2 separate regions of the Homo sapiens genome follow, and region 1 is linked to region 2. A link is an interaction called in ENCODE POLR2A ChIA-PET data of the cell type or tissue named here. Cell type or tissue: IMR-90. All regions are shown on one strand. Links, peaks and the distances in the headings refer to the core of each region. The heading gives the core; the rest is flanking DNA.

Region 1 (2,896 bases), core at 179-2,678, 56 kb after region 2:
GTCCAGCTTTTTCAGGAGCACAGAGAGGAGGGTTGGCAGTGGTAAGGGTCAGCTGGGAACCGGGTGCCTCAGATGCTGGGTCTGGCCATAGCCTGGCCCAGCACCTTCTTGGGGTCACCCTTAGGAGATGGTTTCAAAAGGCTGTGAGTGACACCAGGGTCTGGACACTCAGACACGTGCTCAAGTGCTCACAGGCAGACACAAGGCCACAGGCATACAGACATAGATCAGTGATAACAGCCACAGTAGCTGGCATCTATCAAGAGCATCCTGCAGGCCAGCACCGGTCTGGGCACTTGGCATGCATTATCTCTTTTGGTTCCCCCACAGTCTTCAGAAATGGGGACTGTTATTATCCCATCTTCCAGGTGAGGAAGCGGGGGCTCAGAGAGGGGAAGTGACTTGCCCAAGTCAAACAGCTGATGAGTAGTGGAGCCAGGATTCAAACCCAGGCCTGCCTGCTGCCCTGTGCTCTGCACATGCATGTGCTCACGTGTGTACTCCGATGCCACAGCTCACGGGGAGTCGGGGCCTCGAGACTGGCTGCTCAGGCTGTACAAGTCCCGCTTGGAGCCCTCCACACGTTCATCTTGTTCTGGACTTAACTCCTAGGAGCCTGCTGGGGGCTGAGCCTTCAAGAGTCTGAGGGTTTCCCACCCACAGATGGTGTCGGGGTGACTCTGAGCATCCCCAGGCTGCCCATCTAGGAAGGGGATTTGTTAGAGAAGGAGGTGATTTAAAGACAAGACTCCTGGCCAGGCGCAGTCGCTCACGCCTGTAATCCCAGCACTTTGGGAGGCCGAGGCGGGTGGATCACCTGAGGTCGAGAGTTTGAGACCAGCCTGGCCACCGTGGCGAAACTGCATCTCTACTATAAATACAAAAATTAGCCAGCTGTGGTGGCACATGCCTGTAGTCCCAGCTATTTGTGAGGGCTGAGGCAGGAGAATCGTTTGAACCCGGGAGGCGGAGGTTGCGTTGAGCCAAGGTCATGCCATTGCGCTCCAGCCTGGGTGACAGAGTGAGACTCCCTCTCAAAAAATATAAAATAAAAAAAACTCTTAAAAAAGAGTATTTTTACTTAAAAAAGAGAGAGAGAGACCTCCTCCTCTTCCACCTCCTCCAAGCAGCAGCCTGTGCTTGTCGTTCTGCCTTGTCCACAGCTGTTTCCTCAGCACCTGGCACTGGCCTCAGTAGATGGTTGGTGGACAGGCAATTGAGGGGTTGGCTGAGCCTAACCTGTGAGTTTGCGCCCCTTCTGATGTCCACCCTCAGCTGTGTTTGGGGGATGCATCCTAGGGCTCAAAGATTGCCTTTCCCAAGGGCTGTGGGCCAGGTTTCTGAAGAGAAAGCTGGGCTTGGCAGGCAAATGGATGAGTATGTCTGCGGCACAGCAACCGTGCTGCCTCTGCCTATAGGGCCCCCCTGGGGCCCTGCTCCACACAAGGCTGGGCTTTGGGTCACGGAGCCCGTAAGGTGGGCTCCCTGCCTCCCATGGCCTCCACCCACACTCATCTGTACCATGTCCTACACCTGCCCTTCCTTCCAGCGCAGCCCTGCTTCCCCATCTGGGCTCGTGGGGCCTCTGTTCACAGTAGTCCCCTTCCATCTTCTACCTGCTTCCCTCCTCTGATCAGAGCTTTCCTTACAAGACCCTCCTCCTCCAGGAAGCCTTCTCAGGCTCCCCAAGGCTGCCGTGGGCTCTCCCTCAGCCAGGACCCCATAGCTCTGTTGTCTTTTTTTTTTTTTTTTTTTTTTTTTTTTTTCTTTTTTGGAAGTCTCGCTCCGTCATCCAGGCTGGAGTGCAGTGGCGTGATCTCGGCTCAGTGCAAGCTCTGCCTCCTGGGTTCACGCCATTCTCCTGCCTCAGCCTCCCGAGTAGCTGGGACTACAGGTGCCCGCTACCACACCCGGCTAATTTTTTTTATTTTTAGTAGAGATGGGGTTTCACCGTGTTAGCCAGGATGGTCTCGATCTCCTGACCTCGTGATCCGCCCACCTTGGCCTCCCAAGTGCTGGGATTACAGGCGTGAGCCACTGCACCAGGCCTGCTCTGTTGTCTTTAACGTTCAGTCAGTCATTGATCACACATTTTCCATGTGCCAGTCCCCGTGCTGGGGATGTGGAGACACATGCCCTCAGGGAACCCAGTCGTGGGGAGCATGTGCAGACAGATAATCAGCATTGAATATGTGACTCTGACAGCATGCCCTGGTGTTGAATAGTACCGACAGGCGTGCAAAAGGTGGGCTGACAGCACCAGAGCAGCCTGAGGTGTGGGGTGTGCTGCGGGGTCTCACGGAAGCAGTGACGCGGTCCTGTGGAGAGTAATGAGGCTGGGGACAACATATGGAGGACATTGCGTGCTATGCTGAGAACTTCAGATAGTATCCATCTGGAAAATGTGAAGATAATAATGGAACCTATCTCGTATGAGAATTTGAGGAGGGAATACATGCAAAGTGCTCACAGCGGTGCCAGGCACACTGTGGGTCCTCACTAACGCTTCGCTATTATCATTATTGCTCTCCGAGGTGAAGAAGAGCCACAGAAGGCCTTTAAGCAGGAAATTGATATTCACATCTGCATTTTGGAAGGATTATTCTGGCTGTGGGGCTGAGTGGGTCAGAGTGGGACAAGAGGAAAGAGGCAGGAAGAGGCTGAGCCTCAATTGGGGTGGCCTGGCCCAGGGCAGTGGCAGCAGGTTGGAGAGAGCTGAGGGGGTGGGGGAGCACCAGAACCTGGTGACTGGCAGGGCGGGGTTGGTGGAGGCCGGAGGAATTTTGAGCTTGACTTCTAGGTTCTGGCCTGGCACTGAGGGGTGAGGGTGCCTTTCGCTAAGGTGTAGTCCCAGCAGCAGCGCCAGGTTTGGAGGGGAAGCTGATGAACTCAGCTT
Region 2 (2,896 bases), core at 308-2,807:
AGCACTTTGGGAGGCAGAGGCCTGCACATCACTTGAGGTCAGGAGTTCGAGACCAGCCTGGCCAACATGGCAAAACCCCATCTCTACCAAAAAATACAAAATTAACTGGGCGTGGTGGCGCACGCCTGTAGTCCCAGCTACTTGGGAGGCTGAGGCAGGAGAATTGCTTGAACCCAGGAGGAGGAGGTTGCAGTGAGCTGAGATTGCGCCACTGCACTCCAGCCTGGGCGACAGGAGACTCCATCTCAAAAAAAAAAAAAAAAAAGAGGACCTGCAGGAGGTGCCTCCGTTTGGTTTCTCTACCAGGGGCCAGCAGTATATGTTTGCGCTTCTGGGGTGTGAGAAGTGTCTGATGAGGCTGGGGAGAGTGTGGCGCAAGTACCCAGACCCTGTCCATGCTCCGGGGAAGGGTGTGGAGCTGTGGGCCTGAGTGAGCCCCTCCTGCTTCTGAAACATAGCACCAGGAAGACAAAATGCTGACTTATCCTGCTGGTCTGTATAACCTTGGCCAGCATTGGGCTTGACAGAAAGGCGTGCCGCAGGAGGGCCAGAGGGAAGCAGCCCAGAGGGTGAACACCCGCCCCCTGCCCCGCCTCACCCCACCCCTCCCCTCCCTCCTAGGAGGATCAAGAAAGCTGGGTGCCTGCAGGAACTGGGTGAAAGGATGGTTGGACTTGGACTGGAGCTCTGGGGTGGGGCCGGCAGGAGCCAGGGCCATTCTTGGGAGGCCACCACAGGGTACGAGGAGGGCTGGGGAGGGGATGGAGCTAGTTGGGGTCGGGGAAGTAAGAGTCCTTCCTGAGTTGCACACAGCTCTCCCTGTGAGCTGGTCTCCTTGGAGAATGGCTGAGGGCTGTCTGGGGTGAACTGGCTCAGGTGAAGATCAGTGTGCCCCCAAAAAGGAGTCCAGGCCTGCAGTCTGTTCTGTGCCCTCTGCCTTTGCCTCATGTCACACCAGGCCCAACTGCTGTGGCTCCAGGGCCACTCCCACCACAGCCCGTGGGAGTGCCCCCCCAAATCCCCCACAGCCGTGCCCTTTGCACCTCGCATCTGAGCAGGATTGTTATTCCCAGTGTGGCCTCCCCTTGACACCCCCGCCAGGACTGCATACGAGGTGGGGGTGCCCAGCACAAGCTGGCCGGGGTGAGCCTGTCCTGGCTGTGATGAGCGTGGGGCCCGCCGCCCAGCGTTCCTGTCTGAGTGGTAATTGAAGCCATTAGCGCGCCAGCCTCTCCCTCGCCGGGTAATGGCAGGAAAAGCTCTTCTCGCTCCGCACTCTTGAGGCGGCGGCTGAATCACTCCCCCTCCAACCCGCCCGCTGCCGCCACTGAGACAGGGAATCTGACATTTTCCCTCACCAGGGAGGGGGAGCCCTGGGGGAGGGGAGGGAGGCAGGCCTGGATTCCTGGCCTTTCCCTCCAGGAGGTTGAGGGGCAGTGAAGGTCTTGGAGCTCAGTCTGTAAGTCATGGATTCACCTGGGGCCGCAGATTTCAGGCCTGGAAGGACTGGCCGGGAAAGCCCAGGAGGCCGCCAGACATTCAGTGGTGTGGGGAGGGCACTGATGACTTTGGGTAGGTTCTGGGAGGGACAAGGAGGCGGGGAGAAGAAAGAAGCTGTGGAGCAGAGATGAGCTGTTTTGGACTTCTCCTGGGGGGCTTAGCTCCAAGGGTTCTGAGTACAGGTAGCATTACTTGTCTTGGGGTCATTGATAGGGCAGATAACGTGCACTGTTCGTGTGGTGTGGGTGCCCTGTGTGCCATGTTTAAGGCAGTGTTTGTGTGAAGTGTGTGGTGCAGTGTGTGCAGCAGGGGTGCTGCCTTGCAAGCTGTGCGCACAGAACGGGGTGTGCAGCGGTCAGCGCACACGTTACCATCAGGCAGTGGGGAAGGGGCAGTGTGTGCAGGAGGCACTGCATGCTGTATGGGCTGTGTATGCAGCGCGCAGTGTTTGTGTGCACGTGTGTGCGTCAGGCAGTGCGTGGTGTGGTGGTAAGCAGGTAGTGAGTACCTTATGGGCTATGTATACAGCAAGGCATATGCATCAGGCAGTGTGTGGGCAGTAGGCAGTGTGTGTGTGTGTTATCAGGCAGTATATGTGTGCGGTGTGCCGTGCGGCAGGCTACCTGTGTTTATATCGGGTAGTGTGTGTGTGTTTATGTGCAGCAAGGGTGTGCAGTAGGTGTGCAGTAGACTGTGTGCAGCAGGCGTGTGTGTGTGTACAGCAGGTGGTGTGCAGCAGGCAGTGTGTGTATGTATCAGGCGGGGTGTGGTGTGTGTTTATGTGCAGCATGCGGCGAGTACTTTGTGTGGTGTACAGCAGGTGGTGTGCGGCAGGCTGTGTGTATGTATCAGGCTCTGTGTGTGTGTGTGTGTGTTTGTACAGCAGGTGGTGTGCAGCAGGCAGTGTGTTTATCAGGCAGTGTGTGGTGTGTGTGTGCATCTTTATGTGCAGCGAGTAGTTTGTGGGGTGTGCAGCAGGTGGTGTGTAGCAGGCTATGTATGTATCAGGCTGTGTGTGTGTGTGCGCGCGTGTGTACAGCAGGTGGTGTGTAGCAAGCTGTGTGTATGTGTCAGGCAGTGTGTTTATGTGTGTGTGTCCAGCAGGTGGTGTGTAGCAGGCTGTGTATGTATCAGGCAGTGTGTGTGTGCGCAGCGGGTAGTTTGCAGGGGTGTACAGCAAGCAGTGTGCATGGTATGTACAGCAGATGGTGTGCAGCAGGCAGTGTGTGTGTGTGTGTGTGTACAATAGGTGGCATGCAGTGGGCAGTGCATTTGTGTGCATGCAGCAGGCTGTGGTGTGTACAGCAGGTGGTGTGCAGCAGACTGTGTGTTTGTATGCATCAGGCCGTGTGTGTGTGCAGCAGGCAGTGTGTGTGTGTGTACATGCGCACACGCA

What was found. Peaks named below come from ENCODE experiments on the same cell type or tissue, not always from the same donor. Only the 100,000 strongest peaks of a DNase experiment are listed, where the experiment ranks them.
Region 1: POLR2A ChIA-PET joins it to region 2 with 11 read pairs; 4 of 35 experiments call an interaction of 5 or more read pairs at or near these places.

Annotation. Positions count from the first base shown.
Region 1 is chr1:43,613,816-43,616,711 of GRCh38, forward strand. All of the region lies in intron 23 of PTPRF (protein tyrosine phosphatase receptor type F), which reads left to right. Among named protein-coding and RNA genes, the nearest start is that of KDM4A, 35 kb to the right of the region's middle. In IMR-90, for the core only: no CTCF peak of the experiment used is centred there; no DNase peak of the experiment used is centred there.
Region 2 is chr1:43,557,384-43,560,279 of GRCh38, forward strand. The region is part of intron 5 of PTPRF (protein tyrosine phosphatase receptor type F); the gene reads left to right. Among named protein-coding and RNA genes, the nearest start is that of PTPRF, 28 kb to the left of the region's middle. RefSeq lists enhancers at 1-392, 393-970. In IMR-90, for the core only: no CTCF peak of the experiment used is centred there; no DNase peak of the experiment used is centred there; H3K27ac peaks cover 544 bases.